Linked DNA regions of Mus musculus: all the other regions are linked to region 1. Evidence: chromatin loops called from intact Hi-C (ENCODE). Cell type or tissue: heart. All regions are shown on one strand.

Evidence for each region. Hi-C counts contacts between places; a loop is a spot of excess contacts. Peaks named below come from ENCODE experiments on the same cell type or tissue, not always from the same donor. Only the 100,000 strongest peaks of a DNase experiment are listed, where the experiment ranks them.
Region 2: it touches region 1 in a loop (6-fold over the local background); 2 of 42 quality-filtered maps call a loop at or near these places.
Region 3: a loop joins it to region 1, with 2.0 times the contacts of the local background. A loop is called at or near these places in 3 of 42 quality-filtered maps.
Region 4: it touches region 1 in a loop (9-fold over the local background); 5 of 42 quality-filtered maps call a loop at or near these places.
Region 5: a loop joins it to region 1, with 4 times the contacts of the local background. A loop is called at or near these places in 3 of 42 quality-filtered maps.
Region 6: it touches region 1 in a loop (4-fold over the local background); 3 of 42 quality-filtered maps call a loop at or near these places.
Region 7: a loop joins it to region 1, with 5 times the contacts of the local background. A loop is called at or near these places in 4 of 42 quality-filtered maps.

Annotation. Positions count from the first base shown.
Region 1 is chr7:71,090,430-71,094,429 of GRCm38, forward strand. It overlaps Gm36011 (a long non-coding RNA gene), which reads right to left. Exons shown (of 6, transcript XR_391596.1): 6 at 1-322. Gm39033 (a long non-coding RNA gene) reads left to right here and starts at 568. Exons shown (of 3, transcript XR_882210.1): 1 at 568-796. In heart, no CTCF peak of the experiment used is centred here; DNase peaks (open chromatin) are centred at 2,062 and 3,062.
Region 2 is chr7:71,702,796-71,706,795 of GRCm38, forward strand. It overlaps Gm44689 (a long non-coding RNA gene), which reads right to left and starts at 3,282. Exons shown (of 4, transcript XR_003946799.1): 1 at 3,175-3,282. In heart, a CTCF peak has its summit at 1,681; DNase peaks (open chromatin) are centred at 2,066 and 2,906; H3K4me3 peaks cover 991 bases; H3K27ac peaks cover 1,593 bases.
Region 3 is chr7:71,035,402-71,039,401 of GRCm38, forward strand. No RefSeq gene overlaps it. Among named protein-coding and RNA genes, the nearest start is that of Gm45990, 2.2 kb to the left of the region's middle. In heart, no CTCF peak of the experiment used is centred here; no DNase peak of the experiment used is centred here.
Region 4 is chr7:71,309,827-71,313,826 of GRCm38, forward strand. No RefSeq gene overlaps it. Among named protein-coding and RNA genes, the nearest start is that of Gm39034, 24 kb to the left of the region's middle. In heart, no CTCF peak of the experiment used is centred here; a DNase peak (open chromatin) is centred at 1,795; H3K27ac peaks cover 992 bases.
Region 5 is chr7:70,363,386-70,367,385 of GRCm38, forward strand. It overlaps B130024G19Rik (RIKEN cDNA B130024G19 gene), which reads left to right and starts at 1,998. Exons shown (of 11, transcript NR_045850.1): 1 at 1,998-2,106. It also overlaps a transcript of Nr2f2 not described here. In heart, a CTCF peak has its summit at 1,642 (motif pointing left); DNase peaks (open chromatin) are centred at 1,636 and 2,176; H3K4me3 peaks cover 3,562 bases; H3K27ac peaks cover 3,492 bases; H3K27me3 peaks cover 1,283 bases.
Region 6 is chr7:71,580,270-71,584,269 of GRCm38, forward strand. No RefSeq gene overlaps it. Among named protein-coding and RNA genes, the nearest start is that of Gm44689, 120 kb to the right of the region's middle. In heart, a CTCF peak has its summit at 1,736 (motif pointing left); DNase peaks (open chromatin) are centred at 1,712 and 3,672.
Region 7 is chr7:71,409,958-71,413,957 of GRCm38, forward strand. No RefSeq gene overlaps it. Among named protein-coding and RNA genes, the nearest start is that of Gm36260, 32 kb to the left of the region's middle. In heart, a CTCF peak has its summit at 2,407 (motif pointing left); DNase peaks (open chromatin) are centred at 1,714 and 2,364; H3K4me3 peaks cover 1,336 bases; H3K27ac peaks cover 2,509 bases; H3K27me3 peaks cover 540 bases.

The DNA of each region.
Region 1 (4,000 bases):
GATCAAGGCATTTAAAAAGGCACAGTATCAATAGCATCACCTTAGATGCAATTTGGACACTTTACTTGTGTGAGAACAGTAAGGTATCTTCTCATAGATGAAGAATAAACCTCCATCCAGGAAAATAAAAGTGAAGACTTCTTGGATTCCAAGTTGGCAAATCTCAAATTTAAAATTTGGTTTCTGAAGCTCAATAAATGAACTCAGCCAAGTAGAGGGCATTTGTCGCCGCTGTTGTCATTGTAGGTGGAGATCTTTGAAACTGGGCTGGCAGTGTTTCCTTCATCATGCCAAGTAAAAGCAATTATCTAGATATTAAATCCTGAAAAAAGTCAAGGAATGTAAATGCAGAGGGGTGAAAATTAGTCCCTGAAGCACTTCTGCTGTTTAAGAGAGTGAATACTAAAAATAACTCATTGGCCCAATCTCTAGAACATGCTCAATGACTTATTAAAAAAAAACAACAACAACAACAACATATGAATAGTAAGACAGTGAAAAATTCTTGCTCATCATTTTAACCAAGTGTCTACTTGAAAGAGCCAGTTTCTTAACTGTCTATGAGAGATAGAACATATTTAAATATTTTATTTTACTCTCTTTTGTAGACAAAAATAGTAATTATCCTTAAGCATCTAGATATGTTTTGAAGAAGAAGATAGTGCTGCTTTATTTGTTTGCTGAGTCAAGAAGTATCCCTAACACATGTCTGGTTACTACTGTTCTTTCTATGCAAGTACTGTTGGGATGAACAGACACTGGACAAATGGACCCATTGGGCTGGTTGGCTCCAAGGGTAAGAACATTCACATCTATTTATCATGAATGGAACCGAAAGCTTCCATTTTCACCCTTGTTCTACAAATGTTCTGTCCCATCAGTGTGTATTGTGGTCTAACAGAGTTTGATGGCACAGAGTCTTGTGAAATGAGCTTTCTCTTATGAGGCTGAAGGGAGGGCACTGAAACTGCTTGCTTGGGTCTCTACCACTCCTTTGCCTTTTGTTTTATCAAGTGCAGTCTGTGGCTCAGTTTCCATATCTGGAAAAAAGTTCATTAGGGTGAATACATCTCGAAACATACTTGGGGTGGAGGAGATAGCCCAGTGTGTAAAGTGGTAGGTGCAGGAGCATGAGGACCTGACCTTGGATCCCCAGAACCCACACAAAAGCTGAACATGCACTTTGTCTCCAAAATTAGAGTGACAAACAATGGAGGGAGAGAGCAAATGTTGACTTATAGTCTTGCTACAGCACAAATAAAATATAAGCAAGAGGAAAGCCCTGAGAGTAGTGGTTCTCAACCTGTCATCAAGACCTCTCTCTTTGGGGACGGAATGACCCTTTCACAGAAGTCACATATCAAATACCTGCATATCATATATTTACATTATGATTCATAACAGCGGCAAAATTACAGTTAAGAAGGAGCAATGAAATAATTTTATGGCTGGGGTGACTAGAACATGAGGAACTCTATTAAAGGGCCACAGTATTAAGAAGGTTGAAAACTACTGCCCTCGTGCTTTGCCGAACAGTCCATAGATTATAGAAAAGGTGATATTGCACTGGTGTTGATGGATTGGATCACTTCCGATTGTGGCTCCTTTCACCATTTGTGGTTTAGAAACTGACAGCAAAAAATGTACTAAGGACAAGAAGGAAGATTGGCAGCTAGACCAGATCACCTGGCTTATGGCATTGACTGAGGGTCCTCTATCCCTTTATTGACAACCTCAGTTTAATCAAAGGCTATCCTTGGGTAGTAGAAATAAAAGCCTACCATTTCTTAAAATTATGCCAAAGAAAAATAAAGCAACTCTGCCTAAACTTTTCCCTTACTTAACGGGAAGACAAGCAGAGTGAGTGGTTGGTGTCTTCTACAGTTTTTTTTTTTTCTTCTTCTTCTTCAAATTTTCCATTGAGCTAGTTCTTTTAAAACAAATTTGAACTTTTCCCATCCCAATGATTCCCACGGACAGTTGGCAAAGAATCCTGGATAACTTGCAAAGCTGGGCTATTTTCCAGGCATGAGTAACTTGTTAAAAAGCCACCACTTCCTTAATACTAACAGTGAGTAGAATTCACATCCACAGAAATCCTCCTGGCCCCTTGGGAGATGTGTGTGTGTCTGTGTGTGTGTGTTTCTGTGTCTCTGTGTGTCTGTGTCTCTCTGTGTGTATGTGTGTGTGCAAAGTCTTTTTTCTTCATAAAACACTTGGCTCTCCGAATGTCTGTTTATACTTCACTTCTTAAAAATAAATACACACGTTTATGCCAGTTGAGGTTAAAAGTATCCTTTTTCCAGTTGCCAGCTGTGTGCCAGTGATTTTATGACAGATGAGTTCAGAATTCATGGTTAGAATGCTTGAAAATGATTTTCCTTCTATTTATCCTAGCTAAAAGAGAAGAGGATAAAATTCTGAGCACTTTTTAAAAACAGGCATTTTCCTGAAATGTAGGTTATTTTATTTGGAAGTCTGCATTAAATATTTTCAAGTACTATAGAGAAACTAAATGTGTAATTTTACATTTGAAGAGCAAAGTTATTATTTCCTCTGTGCAAAGGGGTGGAGTAAATTTCCACAGTAACCTCTCCCAATTGCTGCTCTGACTACACAGCTGCTTATCAGTGCATAATAACAATGATAATGATAATAATAATAATAATAATAATAATAATAGGATTTTGCTAATTTCTAAATCTTTTTAACACATAGGTGTTTTAAAGTTATTAACATCTTTACAGATAAATGGTGGTCTTTCAGTTTTTACAACCCAGCAGAGGCAGGTTAACCAATCTATCATCTTGCATAGTTCATTCTATGACAAGAGCAGCTGAAATCTATTAATGCCACACACATCTTTAATAGAACATAATTTTATCAGCTAGCTATTCAAGTCTGTTGTGTTTGTGTTTGGTGACGGATACAGAGGTCCAGAGAGCCTTCCCAAACTTGTGTCTCCCTGTGATGAGTCTGTAGCTGAATTCTCCCGGAGTCTCTTTATCTGAGTGTTTCATAAACAACTGCTCTTGTCTTGGCAAGGCTGCACAGGGTATACTTTGATAACAGGCTGTCCCGTGAGATAGTTAGCACTTCCTGCTTCCGGTCAGATGTACCATGAGAATAACTTCTCTACATATGTTTTTGCATTTTTGATCACAATCCCAGCTGGAATCAGGAAGTTTGGAGGCGGCGTGGAAATGGAAACTAATTGAAAGTCACAGTGACATTGTTTTGACTTTTAAAAATACTTAATGTTCTGAGGATTTAGGGATGGGGGTTGTTGATACAATCTATTATCTTCTTTAAAAGTAGATGGTGCCCCAGTTCCCTATCCAAGACACATTGCTTGTTAAAGGTATAGAATCACAGTTTAGAGGGAAGATTTTTCTAAAGCCACAGGGGGACATGGAGTTGGATGTTTTATAATTCTTAGCTAGAGGGCTTAATTGAAGTATGATTCCACATTATCACAACCCTGCAGCTGTCTGTGGCCCAAATCCATACCATCCTAAATCCATATCTGTTTGTGGGGTATAATACATAGCAGTGGAGAAAGAGGCCAGAACACACAACTGTCTCTTCCAAAATCCTGACAATGAGCTGTAAACACTGATTTTCTAAGCTGTCCCAGAAGACACTGCTTAGATCTTTGAGCTTCTCTTGTCCTTCTGACAAGATCGAGAAGAGGGTACCTTTGTGCACCACTGAGTTCAGTGCTAACAGACAATGGGTCTGGACTGGATTGGTCTGTGGAGTCTAGTCCTACATCGTGAGCTTAAAAATATATGAACTCTGACTCAGACACTATTTTCTTCTGTGTCCTAAGAACAACTCTCAACAGGCACCCTTATCTTTCAGACATCCATAAAGCCTTGGTCTATATTGCCAAGGATTCTGTCTATTGCTAGGACTGAACTAGAAACAGGAGGAAGGCAAGATCTGTTGTTTACTTCCATTGTAGTGATTTGCATGTAAGAAACACAAAGTCCAAGTA
Region 2 (4,000 bases), 610 kb after region 1:
AAGTGCTTTTTCCTCTGGCTCTGGAGTTCACAGATTCCACACAGTCCTCTGGAGAGCTAACCTATTCAGTGACTTCTGTCAATTTTCAAAAATACAACGTGGGAAAGATGTTTTTTCCAGAAATACTTCAGAGATGAAAGTGCTTTCGGGTCTAATTGCTCATATTAGCAAGGGTTACTGGTGGACGCCTGAAGTGGGCAGATCGGTGAAGAGGTTTCTAGTTTCTCTTTCACCCCACCCAGACTCTTCTGCCCACTCATGGTGATTCCTCAATGCCCGTTTGCCTCTGTTGCTGACAGATGTGTTGATACCTCTTCTTCCTCCCCATCTCTGTCTCTCTTTCCCATCCATCATCAAAAATGAGAGGCCCCAGTTGGAAGCCTCTTCTTTTTTAACCTAAGCCCTACTGCTACCTTAGGTTCCTTAAATGTGTGAAGATGAAGATTCAAAACCTCAGGGGCTTCACTTCCTAACTAATTCCTCTCCAATAACTCCTATAACTATTTGACTCAGTCTTGATCCTGGCCATGTCCTTGTCCAAGCGAGCATCAGTCATATGGCCCCCTAACCATCACTTGTCATCTAGTCTTGGCTGGACCCCCTTCATTCTATGATGCTGTCTCTCTTCTCCTTTACATCTTCTTAGTTATCTTAAGTTGCTCATATTTCCTTGACCAACTACCCTTCTCTTTTCCATCTGGATTTTCCATTTCAATAAATAAAAACTATATATTATAATAAATGAGCTCCTAATATTTAATTTTTACTGGTTATTATCCCCTATCAATTATTCTGAGCCTTAAGTATTCAAGCCACCCATTTCTGGGCCTCCCTGCTACCAAATGTATGAATCTACCTAGGTCCTCACCCCACTTATTCCTGCTTTGTCACATTGAAGGCGACATCTGTCTTCCAACAAAGTTTGTTCCTTTCCCACTCCCCACCTCAGTGTTCTGATGACATCTCAATCACTTCAAGTCACCTCACATCTCATGTGCCCAAGATATAATGCATAACTGCCCCACCTGACCTTTTCTTCCATATTATTGCTCCAAGGGAACTGCTCAGCCAGTAACTGGTGGGGCTACTTTTGTTAAATCCTTTTTCCCTCGCACGCATTCTGTGTACTAACCTCCTTCATGCTCACCTCTTCCATCCTCCTCTTCTATTATCTGTTGCCATCTCTAGTCATCCCCATTACTCTAGTCTAATCTAGATGCCCTCTTTGATCTGATCTGATAAACTAGCTTCTGAATCAGCCAAGGACTCCTTCCACCAAACACGCAGAAGCTGTAGCCACACTAGGGTCCTTTAGTTCTCTCCTAACAGACAGTGTTTCCAACCTCCACACAGCCAACTCTGAAATAATCTTTCCCAAGCCTAGGATGCTCTTGGAAAAACTACTCACATGGTAGCCTTCCTTCTGCAATGCCCCTTTAGCACCGCCATGCACACCGTCTCCTGTAGGCCAGCGCCTTCACTATTTGCATATGGACATCAAGTACTCTTTTCTGACATTCTCTACTAGATTATAAACCATGAGGTTGAGATCTAAGACAATTTTCCAGTTTTGTTTTTGTTTTGTTCTATTCTCCTCAGAATCTTCTACAGTAAGACTTGGTAAGTATTTTTCCAATAAATGACTTCACAGCCCCTCCTAGAGGATGTTTAGAAGCACTGGAACCTCTCTGTAACATTCTGACCTCCCGAGGAAAAGGATTGGTGTCTCCTCCTTACCCGTGCCCTCAGCTGGTCAATGTTCCACAAGGCTCACTATATTTAATTTTGATCACCAGTCCTTAGAACCTCTTCTGGTTAGCCAGAGGGCTCCATCTAATTCTGGCATGAAACAGTCCGGTTTCTTTACAAATCCAGTACCACAAGAGAGCAATTTGGTCCTTATTGACCTCAGGCCAAGGGAGCTAGGGTCATCTTCAGGTGCTAAGAGACACAGGCTGCCTTAACAACAAAGGAAGACTGGATCAACAACCATCCAGAATTCATTCCCCCGGGGGGCACAGGTTGTCAAAAAACACATAAATATGTGCATTCGTGGATTAACTAGGGGAGGCCAACTCTGATGACTCAAAAGATGGAAACTGCAGGTTGACTAATCTGTTGACTCTGAAAGTCTTGGTCCTCAATCTACTTATGCCTTAGACTTGAACACTTGCCACAGACAACACTTAGTTTTTGTATTAGTGACACATTCTCCTTCAATGGGCCAGCCAGAAACCAAAACAATAGGGGAAAGGACAATCTTGCAAACGGCAGGAAGTCATTAGTAAATCCCAGCTCGGAAATTCTAGGTTCCTACTGGACTTTCTAGATAACCAGCCTTGAAGGACCAGGCTAAAGAAACTCCTTTTATTGCAATGCTTGACTTAAAACTACAGTCAAATCCATGGCAATTCAGATGTGGAGTCATGTGGAAGATGGTTTCATTTGGGACCCTGGAATTAGCAGGAGTAGACCTAGCCTGTTCTACTGAAGTTTGTTTTTTGTTTTGTTTTGTTTTTTGTTGGTTTTTCTTCTCATGTGGAAAACAGGAGTGAAACATCACTCCGTTCTCAGCATGGTGGTCAGAGGAAGTCATCCATGTGGAGCTCTCAGACAAAGACAGCTCTGAAATCACAAGGTCGCTCAGAATGTCACCTGCCCAGCGCAGCCAGCGCAGGCAGGCATCTCAGGGAAGGTCGGGCAGGATGCGCTAGCTCGCCCTGGGCGCGTGTGGCCGCGCGCAGCGAACAATGGGCGGGGAGCGGGGGTTGCGCCGCCGGCGCCCGCTTTCCGGACTCTTGGCCGCACACATCCCGCCTTTGTTTCCCCGCCGGGCCGCGCGTGTCGCCGACGCGCCATCCCACCAAGCGTTTCCGGCCGTCCGCGCCGCGCCCCAGGCCGTGAGGTCGCCTGGAGGAAGCGGCGGGCGGCGGGGCGGCAGTCCGGACCGAGGGAGAGCCACCGCCCGCTGTGCTCTGGGGAGGCCTGTGAGCAGCGATAAGGATGGGGAGCCATTGTCTGCAAGCGGCCCTGCGGGCGAGGACCGCAGGCATTACCGCCCACACTGATCGCCAACCTCCGCTTACCGGGGACTCCACCTAATCACTCCACCTGGCCCACACTGGACTAGTTCTGGTCACACCCAGCTGTCCATAACCAGATCACCGTACACACCTGACAACTGGGCTGGCCACCTCCACTCTGCCCACTCTTTCACTCTGTATTCAGCTTGACTTTGCCCACCTGGTCTGATTGCTCTCCAAAATCCAACCTATTTGAGTGCTAGAGGGGGAAAAAAAGCCATACATTTACTAGTACAGTCGCACCTCCTCCCCCTCTTTTCATCCCACCTACCTAATTACTTCTCATCTAGCCCCCTCCCCTATGATTTGTCATATGTTTATGGGAATGTGCTTGGGACTGCGTTTCTGTCTGTCAGTTGTCCTTCTGTGTGTCCGTGTGTTTGTGTTCAGTGGGTAGTCACAAATGCTGTTGTTCCTGGTTGCTATTGCAGCTTCATAGTAAGAAGATAGCTTTTCTTAGCACTCTTCCCTGTCTGGCTCTTAAAATATGTTGTCCTTGAGATATGTCCCCTGGACGTCCAACAGCTAGTAACTAGAGTAATTTGCCTAGGGGAAAAAATTCCTGGGACTCTTTTTGTCCAGGATGGACAACTTTCTAGTCTAGTGGAGCAAGGCTTCCTGTGGCCTCCTGGTTGAGCACTGGGTCATAAGCTAATAAAGCCTATAAATGCATTCATATGACTTCTGACTAATGAAATTCATTTAAAAAGTGAAAATTAGAAAATAAAATTAATGTCGACCCAAAAGTTGGTGTGTTCACTACCTATGCAAGGAAGTGAGCAAGTCATAAATTTATTATTTATAAGATACTTACAGGATTTCAAAAATAGAAATGCAACAAATATTTTATCCCCCTGTCTGTCTGTCTGTCTGTCTGTCTGTTTGTTTATGCATTATTTTGAGACAGGGTCTCTCTA
Region 3 (4,000 bases), 55 kb before region 1:
TCAGATGCATGATCTCTTTGTGGTGTTTGGAGAAACATGGCATAAGTTTCTGTGGTCAAGAGAGACAGAGGTACTTTCCAAATAAATAGACACTATATATGAGGTTACTGCATGTGAGAGAAATACTGGCTCTTCCAGAATGTAGTAATTTATTCAGCACTTGTATATAGATACTATATACATACATCAAAATGTTTTATGGTGCTGTAGAGAAGTTCCTCTCCCAACCCTGGACCCATACTCTGGGTTTTTACCTGACCCTTACTATCAAAGAGGTTCAGGGTTCTCTGGAGTCACAGAACTTATGGAATGTCTATATATTAAGGGAATTTATTGTAATGACTTACAGTCTGTAGTCCAACTAACCCAGCAGTGGGCAGCTGTGAATGGGAAGTGCAAAAACTAGTAGTTGCTCAGTCTCACAGGGCTAGTAGTTTCAGCTGCTCTTCTGTCTAAGCTGGAATCCTGAAGTAGTAGGTTCCAACAGATGTGCTGGCAAGTCATTGCAAGCAGGCAAAGAAGAGTTAGTCTTCCTTCTTCCAATGTCCTTATATAGGCCTTCAGAAGAAGGTGTGACCCAGATTAAAGGCGTGTTCTACCACACTTGGATTTGGAACTGCTTTGTCTCAGGCTGGCCTTGATCTCAGAGATCTGCTTGTTTCAGTCTCCTGGGCTTAAAGGCATAGACTGCCTTGCCTAGACCTAAACTTTTCATGACCACATGCCTCAAGTTCTCTATTCCAATAGCTGGCTCAGAAGCCTGAGTCTTACAACCTCAAGATCTGGAATATAAGTGTGACCTTCCACTTCTGGATTGTAGTTCATCCCAGATATAATCAAGTTGACAACCAAGAATAGCCATTACACCAAGAGTCTGTATATACTCATTTCTTCAGATTTGGTAGTCAGTAATATAGCTTCCAGATTTAAGAAGACTGTGAAGACAAAAAGAGATGACTGGTCAGAACATTACCTGGCAAATGATACACCCACTCAAGGACCCCTAGAAGTAAATGTACTAATGGTTAAGCACTGAATATGTGACAAATTAGACTGCGACTGTACTCTTTGACAATGCTTCTCATATTGTGATCGAGTATCTACGTGTCTAATTAGTAAACGCCTCTCTGTCCTAATAGTTTAAAACATACGTGTTGATGCATTCAGAATCCCGAATGACACATATCTAGGCTTTCATCATGGACTGAGCTAATAAAAAAAGACAATGCTGAGTACTTTAGGATTGCCGCTTAGCTCCGACCCACTTAGCCTTATTCCACTGTGTTCGATGACTCCATATATTCTTTTCCTTTCCATGCAATTCTGTCACTCAGAATTATCTTCTGATCCTTGCTTCACTTACTAGTGACTGAACTATACCGAAGGAGGAGTCACCTCCGTAGCTCCAAACAGCTTGTAAGAGTGCTGCACAGCGGGTGAGTGTGAGCACCAGCAAGCGCAAAGGGTGATCCCTTAGTTTCTATACATTAAAATTCACTGATATATGCATATCACTAACTCAGTCTACCTTATGAATGCACACATTTGACTCTCTGAATCTTTTCAAATTCCTTTAATTTCCCTGACTGTTGTTCGCCTCATACTCAGCTCAGATTTAGCTAATAGCTTTGTCTATTTTGAGACATCTTTTTTGATTTTTTTTTTTTGTCCATCATCTTGAATTATTTATTTGGTAAACAGCCAACTCTTGACATTCTCCATATGCTGGATTGAGAACACAAATATCAGTGTGTTTATATCAACTTGAGATCTCTAAAAATGGACTTGGACCATCGTGCTATTCTGAAATACACTTTGAGACAAAAATGCGTCTGTCTCTAGTTTGCGTTCTGAAAGAGCTCTCTAGAGGAAGTTGGTGTCCTTGCTGAGTACTCTTCTTTTATAGCTGGAGTAAGGTGTGCTTAGTCAAGGCTGGAGCTCGTAACTTTTCTTAGTGTGTCTTCTGTATAATATATCCAGGCAGATCTCAGTGATAAATAATGAAGTTCTTATTTACATGTAGCTATGTATGTTTCATCAACATAACACAGGTTTCTTTGTTCTAGCAGTCCCATAGATGCTATCAGGGAGTCACAATGAAGAAATACAAGGTATGAAAGCTCTCCGTACACATGTGGATGAAAGTTTCACTTCTCATACAAGCATGTCTTTGGTTTGGGCAGAGATCACCAATTTTAGTCACCCTACCCACGAAATCTGGAATCCTTCCCCGGTGAGAGAGTCGGGTGCTCCCTTCTTTCATTTCCACAGGCTACATCAGTCCTCAGGCCTCCCCACTCTAGTTTTCCCTCACACCTTGAGTTCCGTTTGCTCTGAGCATCCTCATGGCAGACTTGAGTGTAAAAGGTCACCATCTCAGGGCTTCATCTCCTTCACTACGGTCATCTTCAAGTATAGGTGTGCTCACCACCAGTGCAGTAAGGAAGAAGGCTGGAAAAAAAAAATCCCAGACCTGTTAGTAGCAGGTAAAGAAATTATGGACTTTGCCTCTCTGTTTGTTTTTCTAGCAGTTTTAATCTGAATATTCAGAGAATGTGGCTACCCTGTTTCAGAATGTGGCAGAACCTGTTAGAGAGTCTAGACAGCAGGCAATGAGAGTGTTGGAGAAGAAACTACCAATATTTAATATCACCTATACTTATGTATTGCAATGCTGGATAAAGTTATACATTTTCTTGGCTCACACACAGTGCTTCCTCAAGTAGCTACCTGGTGAGGTGAGGGACAGCTATTGATATGTAGTATATGTTGGCACAGAAATGCATGATAAGCCCTTCAGAACTTCATGATGTTTTGCTGTTGTTGTTACTAAGTGGTTACTCCTTTCTATAATTAAAAGACTTAGCTATACATACTAATATATGGATAGGCACGGAAACATAATAATAAAAAAAGCAAATACCATGGCTCAGATAAAACGACACATCTCTCATGGTCTTCACGGGGAGACAGAAGCCTAGGGAGGTGGATAATCTTTCCTCAGCAGTCTGATGCATCTTCTCTTGTTCTGTGGTGCTGGCTTGCTTTTCAGCAAGTCATTTTTCTTTCTTTTTTTTAATTTTAATTTTTTATTAGATATTTTCTTCATTTACATTTCAAATGCTATCCCAAAAGTCCCCTATACCTTCCTCCTGCCCTGCTCCTCTACCCACCCACTCCCACTTCTTGGCCCTGGCTTTTCCCTGTATTGGGGCATATAAAGTTTGCTAGAGCAAGGGGCCTCTCTTGCCAATGATGGCCATTTTTCACAGCACTTCTCTACAGCAAAACTCCAGACTATGCTGTCAAACCTGGACGACCAGTTCTGCAACTGTGTTAGAGCAGCCCACAGGAATGAGGAAAGGGGACCGAGGGGACAGGGAGAAAAGCACGGAACTGCACATAGCAGACTTGGTTTACAGAGAATTGGCAAAAACATGCCCATGACCACACCGGTGCACAGAAGGAAATCTGGAGAGTTCTCAGTCAAATGGCCCCTTGCTGGCTACAGTTCCCGAGGGGGCAAGTCTATAGCTAATAGAAAGACAGCCAGAAGAGTTATGGCTTAGACGCCTTACAATATTAGTAGCCTTATTATGGTAAGGTGGGTGGAGACTGGCTGTGAGTTGTACAAGTAAGTCACATGAAACAAGTTAGGCTGACCACAGCCTCCAGGTTCTGAGCCATGCATCAGAATGCCACTTGAATTCTGTTGACTGAATCCATATCCATAGCCCTGATGGACTATGGAAGGATCCACAGGAAACTGGTGGCACCCTGGTGGATGCTTCACAGCCACAATCAGACACACCAAAGGTGTTCCTGGTCTTCCTTTCCCTTTGACATGCTTCAAGGTATTTTGCATGGAGGGCCAAAGACATGAAAACATAAATAGCTAGTGCCAGAAAAGGGTCATGCTTGGTTGATGAAATGACAAGCAGTATTGATGGGGAAGTCCCCCAGGTCCTGTGTGTGCACATGCACAGGCACACACACACAC
Region 4 (4,000 bases), 220 kb after region 1:
ACGACCCCAGCCCTGAGATGCTGGGCTATATATTTCCCCAGTGGAAAATAGTAAGTTGGAAAGGAGAACCACTTTGCTACATATGTGGTTTCTAAAGGATTTTGTCTTCTCTACTCTGTCTAGTAGGCTCACCAGCAATTGCAGCACAAACTGTCACCATACACAAGTTGCTAACTCTTGGGATGTGACTTCTTAGTCTTCCTTGCCTTTGGTGATTAGGAAAGTTGTTGAATCCCATGCTCTGACAATATTGGACCTGAAGCAGAAAGCTGGCATGGGCAGGGTAGGAAGAGTGTGGGGAGGAAGCTACTGCGTTCCAGTGCATCCCATTCATCTTGCTTAGTTATCACTCTTGGCTGTTTTGATTTCCTGCTTATTTAGCCATAGACTGAAGAAGGAAAGAAAAAGGAAAGAAAAAGTGAAAGCCATTCTGTTCTTTTTTTTTTTTTTTTTTTTTTGATCCCTTTACATTTGAGGAAAATACCCACAAGGATACAAACACCCTTTCTTCACAAGACACCCTTCTCAGTCATACTGTTCTTACTATGAATAAGAAAAGCTCATGCCAGGCCTTGACTCTGTGGTGCACAAAGCACTCATCTTACTACCAAGCATTTTAATTTTTCTTGAATTTTTCCCAAATTTTCTTATCAGCTCCTCAGATAACTTTTGGATAGTTCTCACCATTTTTTTAGGCCAGCTGTGCCTACCATTCCTTATTTTAATGACCACTCAGGTTTAGTGTTAAAGAAAGTTGGCTATAGGATAGGATATGTTCAGTTTAATTGTGCTTGGTTTGTTGGCTTGTACTCAAATGAGTAGTTTCAGAAACATCTACAACCCAACATTCGAAAGGTCAGTAACATTTCACATTTGGGTATACTAGAATATTTCCTTCCTTCCTTTCTTTCTCTCTTTCTTTTCTTTCTTTCTTTAACTAATTAAAAAATGTTTTTCCTTGCACTTTATTTTGATCATAATTATCCCCATAACTGCCCCCCAACCCCCTGTCGTCTCTTCATTTCCCTTTCTTCTTAGGAGGATAAAAGAAAAAAATTCAAGACTGCCACAGACTACCTATAAAGATTGATATGGAATGCTGAAACTCCTCTATTTCCTATTTGGGGTCATTCTCCCACCCCTAACCCCAACCCCCTAAAACGGGTTTTCTCTCTCTTCCTCTTAGTATTTGTCACAAGAGGAGAATGGGATTTCATGAGCCTTCCATTCAGCTTGCAACTTCCTCTAAGCAAAAGGACAATAAATAAACAAGAAGATAAGACAGTCTCTTTGCCTGCCCATCCCCTTCCTTGGAACTCTAGGACAACCAGATCTATGTTCTTAGAATATTTTCCTGAATTAGAATTTTCTCTAACTCAGTGAGTTTGAAGTCTGTGTAAAACAGATAGCAAACAAGAGGCCTGCTGACACATGTGGATGTCATATTTTTATACATATGTGTGTATAAAAATTTTTTGTATGTATGTGTGTACACATACAACAGTACAAAATACAATTTTTTTCCAGCACTTTTGGTAAGCCAATCTTGTTGGCTACACTGATGAAGGTTGCAGGTAATTCTGTCCACAGTTCTATGAAAGATAAATGACCTCCTTCCCAAGGACACTTGGCCAGGCCTGAGTTTGAGTGTGTATGTGTATCCCTGCACGTGTGCGTGTGTGTGACTGTTTTCTGAAGATCTGACAAGGCATCTCGATCATTTCCTGGTTTTGAGGCCGACCCTCGGCCGTGCACACAGCCCCCCTCTCTGAACTGTTATTATTCTGTCTTGAGGCCTTCTTTGGCCAGGATGTTGCTTCATTTCCACCTTTTGTCTCCGCCTGAATGTGAATGATGCTCTTTCAGCAATATCCAGCCGCTTAAACTCCCTGCTGTTGCCTTACATAAATATACAACACCCGTCTCGCCCTATAACTCACTTCAGGCCTGGAAAAATAGTGACTTCCTTTATTGGTCCGATTCTCTGGCAATTCCCAACAGCTGTATGTTCGCACCTCAGAGGATCCTTATCTTCAGCTTTCCATTTGTCTCAGCACTATTCCCGGGGATTGCCAATAAAAATGATTCCCATTTTTATAACCCCTGAGAACACAGGAGCCAGCTTTCCAGAGAAACCATGTCCTTCCACCATCCCCTGAATAAACAAACAAACCAAACCTCGGGACTACTTAAGAAAAAGGTGCATTTTGTCTTCAAGAGAGATGACCGAAGGAGCCCAGTGCACAGGGACTCAGTAAAACGTGGAGTGTGGTCCCTAAACACATTAATTACGGTCAAGAAAATCTGTGTTTATTTCCCTCCTCATGAGAATAAATTGGGAGCTACAGCATGTGATTGTTAAAATAACACATGTTTAGAGGTATATTCAGTATCCATCTATGTAGGAGGCGTACATCTCTACAGGATATTATATGTTATTCCCTATGCTTTATCAGTTCATTTAACCATTTTTCAGTGCATCTGAATTCAGGGTTATTTTAGAACACATTGTGGGCGGGTCGGTCTATTGACTTTGCTCTATGTCTGAGATATAGAAAAGAAAGGCATGCACTTTTGAAGCTGAAATCACTGTTCATTTTAAAGTAGTCTCATCAATGAAGGGTCTTTATCTAATTAGATCCGATAGGCCTGAGCTTGGGCTCTGCAAGGTTCTGATGTGGGATGTGGGGTAAGGGGCATCCTCATACAGCTGAGCCCCAGTCAGTCACATCTGCTAAACAGAGACCAAAACCCTCCCTCGCCCCTCCCTTATCTGTTAAAACTCAGAAAGTGAAACTTACTAAAAAGCGAAGGGCTCCAGTGTGCCTGAGAGATGGGAGTCACATATTTAGTTGTTGCTCCATCAGGATAAAGTTCTGATCCTGACAGACAAGTCTGAAAGAAGAATGTCCAGAAGGGAAAGGTAAATGTGTGAGATTTCCACTGTTACAAGAGTGTGCCCAAGAATGAAAGAGCAAGAATATTAACCACTCACATGCCAAACTGCATCCACCAAATTGCAGTCGCACCAGGGGGAAGGAGGGCCGTGGCAGGCACCAGTCAATGCGCCCCTCTGTTTCTGATCCTGCAGTTCTCTACAGCAGGAGGAAAGGGGCCTGGTGGCTACTGAACTTGTGAGCCAGCCGGCTTGCTTGGGAACTCACTTGCAATGGTTAGCATCTCTGTAAGTGTGGACGACTTAGTTTCCGGCTTCTCCTCTTCCTACCTGACTTCCACTCCAAAGCATGAATGATAATATTGAAATTGACTTCAGCTGTGCTCCACACATTAAGCCTGCCCCGAAAGACAGTTTCAAAACGAACAAAAAATCTTCCGCTTAGCATGGGTGCAAACATAAATATACAGACAGACTCTTCACTCTAGCTCTCTCTGTTTGGAACTGTGTAAGGAGGCTGACTTTTTATACCAGCTCTTCTCTAGTCTTTCAAATTGGACCCATAGCTCCAAAACTGTCCCTCTGAAGGAGAGGTGATGTCATTTTCCATACAACATCATTAATAGCAGTCTTGAGTATTGCGTTGTCATTACCTCAAGCAGCTGTGGAAAGAACTTAACATTTTCTCAGGGTCAAATGTTCCCTTCTCAGTGGGGAAATTTTTCTGCTCTAAATGAAATGTTACGAAATACATTTTTCCCCCAGCAAGCTTTGCACCACCGAGAGCTGTTTTATTTATCTGACTGTTGTGAGTGTTGTAAAACATGCTGTCTCACATGGTAACACAAGCTCTTTTTAAGAGTGTGCCCTGAGTATTTGCAATTGTTATCGGGCCCAGATGTATCCTCCTGTCATCTTGAAGCTCTGCTAGTTGGCTCGGATATGCAGAATGTAATTATCTCAAAGGTCTTCATGCTAAGTATGCAGAAGCATATGACTAAGGGTAACCATTGGCTCCGTCCTGCCCACCCACTGCCCTCAAAGAACCTGTGACAAAGAGTAAAACTTACTGTTTATGGATTCCAAAGCTATTCAGAATAGGAC
Region 5 (4,000 bases), 730 kb before region 1:
ATTTGGCAGTGTAAATTTTACTTTAGTAAAATGAACTGAACATACAGTTGACATGAGAAAACCACGCTTTCGGGGCAGTTTCTTTTGCACATAGAGACAGAGTGTGAGACAAGGAGGGCAGAAAGATATGGGCAGGCAGACGCTGACTTTTTGGCAAAGAGAAAAAAAAATCCTATTTAAGCTTCACCCTGAAATCTTTCTCAGCCTTCCCTTTCTCCACAGAACTCACATATTGCACTACAGCGGCAGGTGCTGTGATTATTTGAATGTTTTAAGAAATAACAAGCTATAGCAGGTACTAGCCTATCATAAACCTGGTGTGTAATAAGGTGGTCATAGAGTAAAGCTAGGCTGAGCACTTCTGGCTGATTAGAGACACCATATAACTTTCTCCTACAGAGAATAAGAAAGATAGAAAATAAGTCATTTCAGAGAATTGTGGGTCTTTAAAAAAAACTTCTCTGATTTAAGGAATTATTTGATACTGCAAATGTCAGATTAGAGGCAAGCTCAGCATATAGTGAGACTGAGGCTGACACAGGAAATTTAATAGGTAGCCCCATCTCGACTTAATAGATGAGCATAATTGATTATGGAGAAATGTTAATCTTGCCTCTCCAGTGCAGCCATTTCCATGTCAAGATTACTTTTTACACATACACACACACACACACACACACACACACACACACACGAAGAGGTGATTTTTGAGGAGAAGCTTCGTGTGTGTGTTCCTCATTTTTCAAGCTAAAGAAATTATAGACTTCAAATATATATATATATGTATATATATATATATATATATATATATATGTATATATGAATTGTAGAATTACAGCCAGCTAGGCACATAACTACCACAGAGTTAGAGGTGCTTCACTTTGTATTTTAGGACTCATTTAGCTATAGAAATGCTGTTTAGAAAGGGAAGGGAAAAAAATCACCACATGAATTGTAATTAATTTTACTGAGAGAATGAAGAGACAGGACAGCCGAATTGGGGATGGGGAGGAGCAAAAATATTTTTAAATGCCCTTCTTAAAGATGCTCAGCTGTCTTAACTCTAAGATTTAAAAGTCCTAAAATTAAAAGATACAACTCTATATGTTATTATTTTTAAAAACTCAGCCAAGCCCTTTACTGCAAATGTAAATCTATTTTAATGAGAATGGTGGCAAGCTTTATTTGACTGGTCAAAGTTAGGGGAAAACATTTGTCTTAATATGAAAAAAATATATATCCTCAGCTCCCAGGAATATGGTTTCCTTGCAGAAAGTGGTTGGCTAGTCTGTAATTCTTTACAGATTAAATCACAATATGAATACAGACCCCAGCAATTCCGAGTTTAACTCTGAGCTCAGTAGAATCCAGGATCCATTGAATTTCTCCTTTCCCTCAATCTAGTCGTGTGTGTTTTTCTCTTCCACCACACTGGAGCTCCGTGAATAGAGAAGGGGCTTCCATTGTGTCCCTCTGAACTTCCAAGTCAATGCAATTTTTAACCACTGGCTTGTGGTACTTTGAAAATCACCAGGGGCTGTCAGAGTTGGGTCCTCTGAAAAATTTACAGTGCTAAATCAGAGCATATGCTGGGAGGGAAAAAATTGCTTAAGATTGAAGTAAGTGCAGTATCTGTCTGCCCCCTAGTGTAAGAGTCCTTGCTGCCTAAAATCCAACTTTAAAAGAAAAGGAGCCCTTAAAGGGAAACGACTTGGGGCTCACGTAGGCATAGGAGAATGAAACTTCTGTACATTTTAATCTGAATAATTCTTCAGGATTGAAAATTATTTGGTTGTGGCTTGGTTGGACTGTGCTGGGATCTCGCTGCCTCTACGTTTCCGGAGTCTCTAGTGAAGAGATGATTTTTTTTTTTTTTGAAACTGGGTTTATGTGCGTCCCCCTCACCCCTCCTCTCTTTTTTCTTTCTGCCTCTGTCGTCTCTCTCGCTGGCTTTTTTTTTTTTTTTTTAATGAGGAACCGTTCCATGAACATTTTGCACAGAGCACAGAATTGCTTCTAAAGTCAGCCCGGCGCAGTTGCAATAGACAGCAAAAAGGTAAACGTTTGCCTGAAATCCGCACGCCAGCTTCACCACCCCGCCCGATGGTGAGTACCCTTCTCCTTGAGATTCTCCTAGCTTAACAGAGCGCTCTCCTTCCGGAACCGCGGCCGAGGGCGCCAGGCAAGGCTTTGGTCCCTGCCTGCCTGCCTGCTTGCCTGCCTGCATGTCAGCTGCACAAGGTTGCAAAATGAAGCGCAGAGGCAAATCGAACAGGAAATTCTGATACCCAAAGCCAGCCTAGCAGCCCCTTCGCTAGCAAACCTAGACAATCTGCTGCTTGGAAAACCAGGCATATAGGATTGGTTTTCAGTCAGTTCTATGGAAGGAAATGAGTTTGAGAAGACAGGACGAGGAGATGGGAGGCAACCGCAGTCTTTATGCTTCGGTTTAATCATATTTTGGCAGCTTTGCAATTGTATCCCCCCCTTCCACCTCTGCTACCACATACATGTAATAAAATATGGCAACGCACTGAATTGACTGCCCCCACCCTCCCCCAGACCCCTTCAACCACAGTCCGAGGCATTGCATACACGTTAGCAAAGCGATTTTCTGAAAAGCCCCAAGTCATCCCCAACCCCACACAGCACAAGGAGAAAAGTGAGAAAGAAGAGAAAGAGAAAAAAATACAGTAAGCAAACATACCAAAACCATATTTGCCTTGTTCAAGGTCCCAAACCGCTTGCATCTTCCTTCTAAACTGGAATAACTCTCCTTTAGTTTGGCGGGTGAAATAAATGCTTTGTTGGCCCCCTGAAAAGATGTGTCTTTGATAATTAAAGAGACTCTCCTCCTCGGTGTTTATCTAAGCGATTGTGCAAACTGATAAAAAAGTAGGCATTAGTCTGCAGGGAAAAAGAAAGGTGAAAGAAGAGATCTTCCACCTCAAGGAACTGCTTCCCTGTGTACCAGGCGCTCTCAGCCGTTGGAAAAGCCTGCACACTAACTTTAGAGAGAGAGAGACAGCTTCAGGGAGCTTTGTACATAGCTGCTGAGGAATGCAAGCCTCGCCTTTAAGAAAAAAAAACCCCAAACCGTAGGTAGGAGCTGTCTGGAGTGATCCTTGTCTCTCATCTGATGCCTTAGAAGGAAGAGTGCGTTGTTACACCTTGTTTGGGGCTGGAAAGAGGAGACTTTAAAAACACCCTTCCAATTGAAAAAAAAAAAAAAATCTCCCAACTTAATGAGTTTAGTCGGAGGCTGGAGCAACCCGGCTCAGTCTTAGCAGAAAACCGAAAACAACTATAGGCAATATTGCAAAGCAGGACAACCCCGAGGCACAGCCAAATTCCACCATTTGGGGTTGAGAGGGATGGAAGCTAATCCTAAAGCAAGTTGGGGGGGAAAAACCAGAGGGGGGGGGGAGCTGCAGCCTAAGACTGGCAGACACGGTCCTCTCACCCTGGATCAAAGATAGAACTTGAAACAGGAGGCCAACATTTTTTCCTAGGAATCAATTGGAATCCTCATTTTCTACTTTTAACTCAAGTCCCCCCTCCCCAATGATTTTTCTTCCTCTCCCCTGTGGATTAGTGCCTCCCTCCCCTTTCTACTGTCCATTCTAGAACTTTCCTGAAGAGGAAATCTATTTCTTTTGGGAGGAGGGGTTCCCCTATTTCATGCCTTTAAATAATGAATACTTAATTCACCCCTCCCCTTATCAATTCCCCCAAACGAGTAAAAGAAGCAGAGATACAATAACTGGCAAAACTTGAGAGCAGACTGAGCTGTCTCTTGCAGTTTAGTACAGTTTGAACTAATGGATTTTTGTTGTTGTTGTTGTTTTGTTTTGTTTTAAGAGGAGAAGAATGGGGAAACATGAATCTTTTATTTTAGGAAACTGTTATGGTAAGATGTATGTCAGACTTGACAAATGGAACGAACGCTCTTCACTGCTTCTTGTCCCTGTCTTAAACAGGAATTAAGTTAAACACAGTG
Region 6 (4,000 bases), 490 kb after region 1:
AGACCAGTATAAAGATTTATTTTGGGGAAGAGAAAAGGGTGGAGGCAGAGAGAGGGTGAGGAAGACAGGAAGACAAGAAGAAAGACAGGAAGAGAGGAAGAGATGAGCCAGGAACATGTAGGGAGAGAGACAGAGACAGAGACAGAGAGACAGACAGAGAGAGAGAGAGAGAGAGAGAGAGAGAGAGAGAGAGAGAGAGAGAGAGGTCTTCTTATATGCCTGGCTCAATGCTAGCAAGCAGCAGTGCAAGCTCTTGCAAGGTAACTATTGGGCAGAGCCTAGTGAATTGTCTGTAAGTGAAAACAGTCTATAAATTATTAAAGCTGTACATTTATGTATACATCTTTCTATTGCTGCTTCAAAAGTTGCTAGGGCTCCATTTGTCTCAGCCCCTCCCTTACTTTCTACACTCTCTATCTCTCTGCCTTCTCCCTTTAGCACATACATACACCCCTACAAAGTTAATTATTATTTTTTACTAAAGTTCCTTTTAATTCCCAATGTGTAAGCTTTTATCTATTGTCATAATCAAAGAAAAAAAATTCTTATAACTGTTATAATTATTTAGTCATCACTTCTTCTTAGTTGGAAAGATCTGGTCAAAGTTGATCCTGATTTAGAGAGTCATCAATTTCCTCCTAAATATCAAGGGTTTTCAAAATATAATTATTTCAGCAAGCATTTAATAGATGCACCGCCATGAGCCAACAAAGACTATCACCAGAGATGAGAACGGGTTGAGGAAGGTTGAATGGTGGGCATGCCTCTGTCAAGAACTGGCTTGTCACCTCTAAGACCCATGTCAACTTTGGAGGGGTATATAAGTTCAATTAAATAGGTTATAAAAATTGATTCTAAGCTCAGTGTTTGAAAATAAAATTTCAAAATAAAGTCTAAAAAATGGAATAAGTACATTTGTCTACATTAAAACTTTGATCTTCTGTCCTTCCAAGCCAAAGATTTTAGATGTCTGTCTACATTTTCAAATTAAAATGTGGCATGACATATGACCAAAATCAAAGCAAGGAACAGAAATAAAAGCAGAACTATCTTTTAAAGTCAGGATCTATTCCCTATGGGTATTTTTTATTCTTGGTGTGAGCATGATTTTAACATTAAAAAACAGCTCCATCACTCTCTTTTTAATCTTGTGCTATATTCCCCTTCTCAAATTCAATGTTTGGCAAGAGCAGAGCACAAAATAAGTAAATGTGGTGGAGGGGAGAAAGAAAGACAGACAGACAGATAGAAATAAAAGAAGGGAAAGAAAGAAAAAAAGAAAAAAGAAAGAGAGAGAGAAAGAAAGATGCTGTTTCTCAATGTCCAATGTCTACTGTTGCTGTAAAATAATTATAAGAAGATTTTGTTTTCACTGCAGGATTATGGTGGTAGTGTGCTTATGCCATTTTCTGAAGGACTCAGATAAAATGGGGACATTCATTATTTAAGTGGACATACACACACCTTCTCCAGGAACTAACTGACACATCATCTGATAATCAAAGTTCTCTCTTGTTTTCAAATATGTGGATTCTCTCAAGTGCAAAGTTTTATTTCTGAGTACTTCCTAATTTGATCCAGGGGAAACTATTAGTCATGCTAAAGCAACTCCCATTGGATCTTCGGCTGCATTACACTAAATTCCAGATAATTCTTTAAATAGGCACACTGCTGGCCTCTCTTGCTCCCAAGGAGCTATTTTTAACATCATGTGACTTTGCTGCCCTCCTGTGGCTGCTCCTTAGGGTTCCCCGACCTTGCTTTAGGTCTGTGGGTTCCAGTGACCCTTTCCATAGGCCATCCACACTCCAGTACTGACTATTCCTTGCCATTCATGCACCATTTACCTTCATGTGCCGGCAACAGGTGGATGGAGTGAACAAATATTCTACTAAAACATTTTAAGCATCCTTCTTCAAGTTGGTTCAGTGACACAGGAAGAACCATACCAATTTCCTAATTCAGGTAAATATATTCCCATTGGCTTTCCCATTTCTTTGATTGTTAGAGGGAGCATCTTCTGCTGTTCTCCTACATAGCTTTTTGAATCAGGCAATCTCTACAATTACCTTCTCATCTGAGCCACTGAACATCAAAATAGCCATAGGCAACATTTAACTGAATCAATATAGATGTGTGTTCTAATAAAGTTTTCTCAAACTATAAAATCGTGGGCTACTGTGGATGCTACTTTACCCCTATAGACCATGCGTTATCGCTTCTTGATCCCTAGTTATTTCCCATTATATTAAATGTTAAAAGAATTTTTCTTGATAAGTTAATTGATAATACATTAATGAATTAATGAAGCCCATTTAAAATCAAATACATTATTTTTGAAACTTCCCTTCTATGATTGAATTTGTAGAAATTCTGGCATGTTCTAGTTCAATCTTTTACGTTGTGTTCTCTACATTGGCATATGGAATCTCTGGGTGATTTTTTTCAATTATCAAGCAAGTAATCCATTACAACCCATCTTCACCCATCAGTTTGCAAGGACTCCCTTCTTCCCATTGTAGCATGGCTACTCCTCTTCAGGAATACAGTGTCTATTATTCTTTCTTCAATCGTTGCCAAACTGACACAGCTGTGAGCATCTTTGACCTGCCACTCTCTTTCCTAATTATCTCTAACCTGTCATAAGTTTGGCTTCTTAGAGACATTTCCTTAATATCAGTCTCTTCAAGTGTATTTTTCTGTGCTTGTTTATGTATCCTCACCATTGGGTAAATAATTTCTCAACTGAACTTCCTCTCATGTTGAACTGACATTTTCTTGTACTCAGTCTAGTGGCTTCTTGATAATAAAGTCTGTGCTTCTTATCTCCCATAGCTAGCCTCACCTGACCTCCCCATGCCCAGCTTCTCCGGGTTCCAATTTGACCATGTAATTTTTATGAAAGCCTTTCTTCATAGGGCTGTAAAAGACAGTCTTCCTTCCTCAGATAATTACCCCGGTGTCTATCCTTTCCTTAATCTACCCATACTTCCCTTAGTCATGTTTATCCAACTATAGACTCAGTCGCCAGACAATGGCTCAACCCCAAACACCATTATTATTGTATTCTGTGTCCTCCTGGACCAGTGCCCACTCCATTCTATATTCATCCTTTCATATTCTAGGTTTCTCTCGTTAAACTCTAACTCCCTAAGCAAAGGAATGCCTTAGTCTTCTTCATGTTTCTAGTACCACATATTTGACTTTGAAGGCTATGAGTAAAGATTGAATTAAAACCTGGACAAAAAAGTGAATAAACATAATAATGAATTTACTCATTGATGAGCAAAATATTCTGTGCTCCTCTTAATGTTGGCCTTGGCATAAGAAAACAGTTTCCCAAAAGAACATTCTGTCCTTCAAACTCTACTGAGTGTATTTGTACTGAACTACTTTCTAAACCTCCTCTGTGTTAAAACAAAACAAAATGACCAGTCCTATTGGATGCTTTGAACTTCAATTAAATAGCAGCTTCCTCTACTGGTGGCAGTCTAAGTTTGAACCACGTAATCAACTACAATGGCTCATCTCTGCATCTAGTTGGCAAGAACTCAAGTAGAGTGATAGAGATCAGGCTGCCTGATGGCTATAACAGGGCCAAAGCAGAGGTCAGGGCTGGGTCTCTGGCTACACTAACAAACCATTCCCATCCCCACCCAAGGACAAATGCAGCTGGGATTTTATAGCCCAGAAGCTTATGCAGTTCCTCCTTCCAACAAGTCTTTAAAAATGCTGATCTGGAAGGCTGAAGCAACCCACTTGAGACTCATTCTCAGTATGGCAGAAGTTCTGAACCCCAGACTGCAAAAACTCAGGAAGCAGCTGGGTTCCTAATTAAAACAAATCGTTAATAGATTTAGCAGTCCAAATTTATGCTTTTCAATTAAAAATACTATTACAGTTGGTATATCTGTGTAAGAGAGAATGTGTTTGGGTGTGTGCATGAATGCCCTATGTGTGTGTGTGTGTGTGTGTGTGTGTGTGTGTGTGTGTGTGTGTG
Region 7 (4,000 bases), 320 kb after region 1:
AAGGTAGATCCTTCTCTTCAGTGCTGAGCGGGAGATGTGGGGAGGAAGGAAACCATTCAAGTGCGTTATCTGCAGGGCAGAAGTTGTCACAAAACTCTGAAAAACTCTGAACTCCTTTGCAAGCAGTTCACACTAAATGGGAGGCTTGGGACAGCCTGTCCCGCTCGCCAAGGACCTGCAGATGGGTCTAGGCAGAGGGCCACTTCTCAATGAGGAGTGTTAAGAAATCCGGGTCAGGTATGGGCACAATTTTGACATCTTGTTGAAATCGGTGTCTCCTTTTGCCTGCGATGCTAAGTCTCTACTCTGGGGTCTGACCCATGGCTCTGCAGTACAGTTTGTTTATCACATACAGGTCCTTAAGTTGGAGCAACTCAGGAAGCGAGGGATTGGAAAGGAATGGAAGGGCAAGGGAAAAAGGCAAAAGCAGAAAGGGGCAGGGGCAGGGGCAGGGGCAGGGGCAGACAGCCCTCTACTGCTCTACTAGGTATAAAATGTGACTCAGTTTCTTCAATCTGGTGACTAAGCACTTAATACCCATGTAAGCTTTACCTCTCATGGATTTGTGCCAGAATTCAGAATATAGCATTGTGGTATCTGCGCAAACACAACTAGAAGAGTAGCAAGAAAATCAGCCAGGTAAAGTGCTGTCTGTCCTTCAGTCTCCTGGTCCAAAAATACCCAGATTACCCCCATACTGAGACATAGATCCCTGTGATAACATCAGATCACAATGTTAGCTCTTGAGTTTGTTTCAACACTGCCTCTGTCTCTTAAGTTTGGGGATTCTATGTGCTACTATGCCTGGCCCATACTATTATGTATTTTTAATGGGATTCTTTTCACTTCCATTTCCAGGATGAACAACTGTGATAAAGTAGTGGAATACCAAAAATAAAACTTTGCCCGAAATGATTTCAGCTCTTTCAGCCTGGTCCTCTTAAAAAACAACATACAACAACAATCGACAGATTAAATACGTAAGATCACCTGAGAATCATGATTTTCCCCCCTCTGTGGTTTATTCAGAAGTCAATTTGAAAATTATGAGAATGTATAATAACAGAAAGGTTGAAGGAAAATGCTCCTAAGTTAGTTCCTGTGTTTGATTTACTTAGAAGGGACACTAACCCCCGTAGAAAGGTGGTATCAGCTACTCCCTGAATGTCAGCTGCAGGCTTGCTTTCTACAGAGTTGCCCATGAGGGACAAATGAGGGAACGAAAGCAGATAAGTTCCAGAAACAGTCTGTTGGGTTTTTGTTTGTTTGTTTGCTTGTTTCTCAAAAAAAAAAAAAAAAAAAAAAAAAAAAAAAAGAGTGACTTTCGCTTCACTTAGTGGCTTTAAGAGCCGGGTGCACAGACTAAGGTTACAAAGTAGCCTTGGCGTCCCTTACATTGTTCTTTACAGGCTCTTGACACAGGCTCTGTGACTAACAGAAAGAGGCGGATCTTGAAGCAGATTGATCTAGAAACAAGGGTCCCCGAGAGCAGTTTCACTAGCGACTTGGGAGTCTAGAATGAGCCCCCAGGCTCCTCCGCCTTCCTCATGCCAGAGCTGCGGAGCCAGGAGCCAGGCTTTCCACCTCAAGCATCAAGGGCTATTGTAACAGCAATGTGCTAAAGCGCCACAATGGAGGATTAGGATAGAGACCGGAGGACTGACCTCTACTAAAAATAAAATTTGGCTCCCCTTGGGAATTCCTTCATGGATTGTGCAACCATGTACAGAATGCTTCAGGGACCGGCATATTTTCTGCCTCCCCCAACCCCCCAACCCCCCTTCACCAACAGACTTGGTGTACTCTGCCGTCCACACTGAAGACCACAGCTGTTTTGTTTGGACAGGCTGGTCTCAAAGTTTGAGCTTGCACACAAAAGGCTTATCACCGACACCAGCCTTTCTCTGACAGCTGTTTTCTTTCCCAGCCCCAGGGCTTTGGTTAAAGGAAGAAAAAAAAGGGGGGGGGGTTGCTGAAGAGAGAAACCGGGTTATCAGTAAACTCCAGTAGATACCTGCCTTCGAGACCTGAGGGAGACTCTCACACACTTTAATGCCACGCCGAACAACTAGTTTGATAAACTATTCATTCTCTCCTTAAAAGATGGTGTGGAAGCTGAGCCCAAATTACTTCCTATTAAAAAAAAAAAAAAAAAAAAAAAAAAGGCGAGGTACATTACAAGGGCTGCTATGCACGGAAAAGCGTGCCTGTGATCATGAGTTTGTGAGGTGTATCGTATCCCAGTAGCATGAGGCTGGCTGGAGGGAATCAGCTCCAGGTATGTGCGTGCTGCATCTAGGAGAACTGATAAAATCAGGGTCCTGTCAGCTGTGTAAATTGAGAGGAAGAGCCAACTTCAGCGGCTTCCTTCGGGAAGGTTGGTTTTGTGCTGGCGAACTGCTCCCCCTGGTGGATCCGCAGCTGCCATGTTCACAGAACCGTTCTGCAGGGACCAAAGGCGGTTAGAGGCAAACCCTCTGGAGGAAAGTTAACTTCAGGGCGCCCTCATCAATTCCAGCAGAATCCCTCCTGTGTATCATTGAGACTCTCTTATCTTCCCACCTTGTCACGTCCTGTGTCTGTTCTTCTTACCAGGGTCTTGTTGATTTGACGGGCATGAAAAAAAATCTCTTTTTGGTTCTCTATTTTATTTTATTTCCCTTTAAAAGTAAATCTAGATATATACAAGAAGGAAATTACCCACAGAGGGAACATTTTATTGTGACACCACTGTTTTCCATACACCCTATCCACTGTTGGGCATCTCGTTCATTCATACCTAGGCTCCTTGTTGTACTTATATGTTCTATAAGTTATATGAATTCCTGAAGACCAACTTGTTCCCATTAGTATACATTTCAGTGCTGATGTAAATAATTGATGTTGTTGTTTTTACTAAGAATGTTTTCTGTGTGCCCTGCTATGCAAGGATAGGAGGTGATGTTAACTGGGCATGGACAATTGTCTAGATCAAGTCTCTCACTTTTGAACATTCTGTAAAGTCAAACTGCAGCCTCTTTTCGAACACTTTATAAGCCAAATAAGGAGGGATTTTAAATATTTATTTAACAAGACATATTTTAAATAACCTACATATGTAAATAGAACGTTCTTAGCCTGTACATTATTGCCAGGTCGATTCTCATGTTCTGATATATAATTAATTACAGGCTTATTCCTCTGTAAACCAAAGCAGGAAATAATTCAGAGATGCCAGGTCACCAATGCCAACGAAATTGTAATACCTTCTTTTCAGCAGAATCGGCAAAAGAAATGTTGAGACAGTAATATCTGAGGTGTTCCAGGGAAAGTCTGTCTAGACGGTTGCTTGTTATCCTCATTTTGTCGCTCTCTCCTGATGCCCTCTGAGTCCTGAGACCTTCTCTCTCTGCTACCTAGGTGAGCTTGGAATAAGCACCTTCTAAGTTGAAAGCGAACTACCACATGGGTTCTGCGGATTGAACTCAGTTCACTGGGATTTTTCAGCAAGCTCCTCTTCTCCACTCAACCATCTTGCCAGCCCTTACACTTAATTTTTGATTGTATAAAATAAGTGTATTGTTATTTAAGTCCATGGTGTCACAAGTGTGTCCATAAAGCCAAAAACCTACATAAAATATTAAACTCAAACTCTGTGGAGTATCTTACCAGCTCAACCTCAGTGGGTTAATATTAACTTCATAGGAAAATGAAGGAAAGGCGAAACTATGTTAGTCTGTAGCTAACAATACAAATGAAAAACACTTAGGAATAATTCGTTCATGTCACGAGGACACACCAACCCACTGAGTGACAAACCTCCATTAGCAGCCCTGATCACACTTTCCCACACTCAGCACTTAATGCTCAGTGGACACTTTTGCTGTACTATATCAATAGATACTTTAAAAAATTGGGCATATAAACTAAGGGGAAAAAACAAAGCTGTTTGGTAGTTTGAAATGATGACATTGGGTTCAAAAATCTATGCCTGCATTGATATTATATCTCAGTGGTTAAC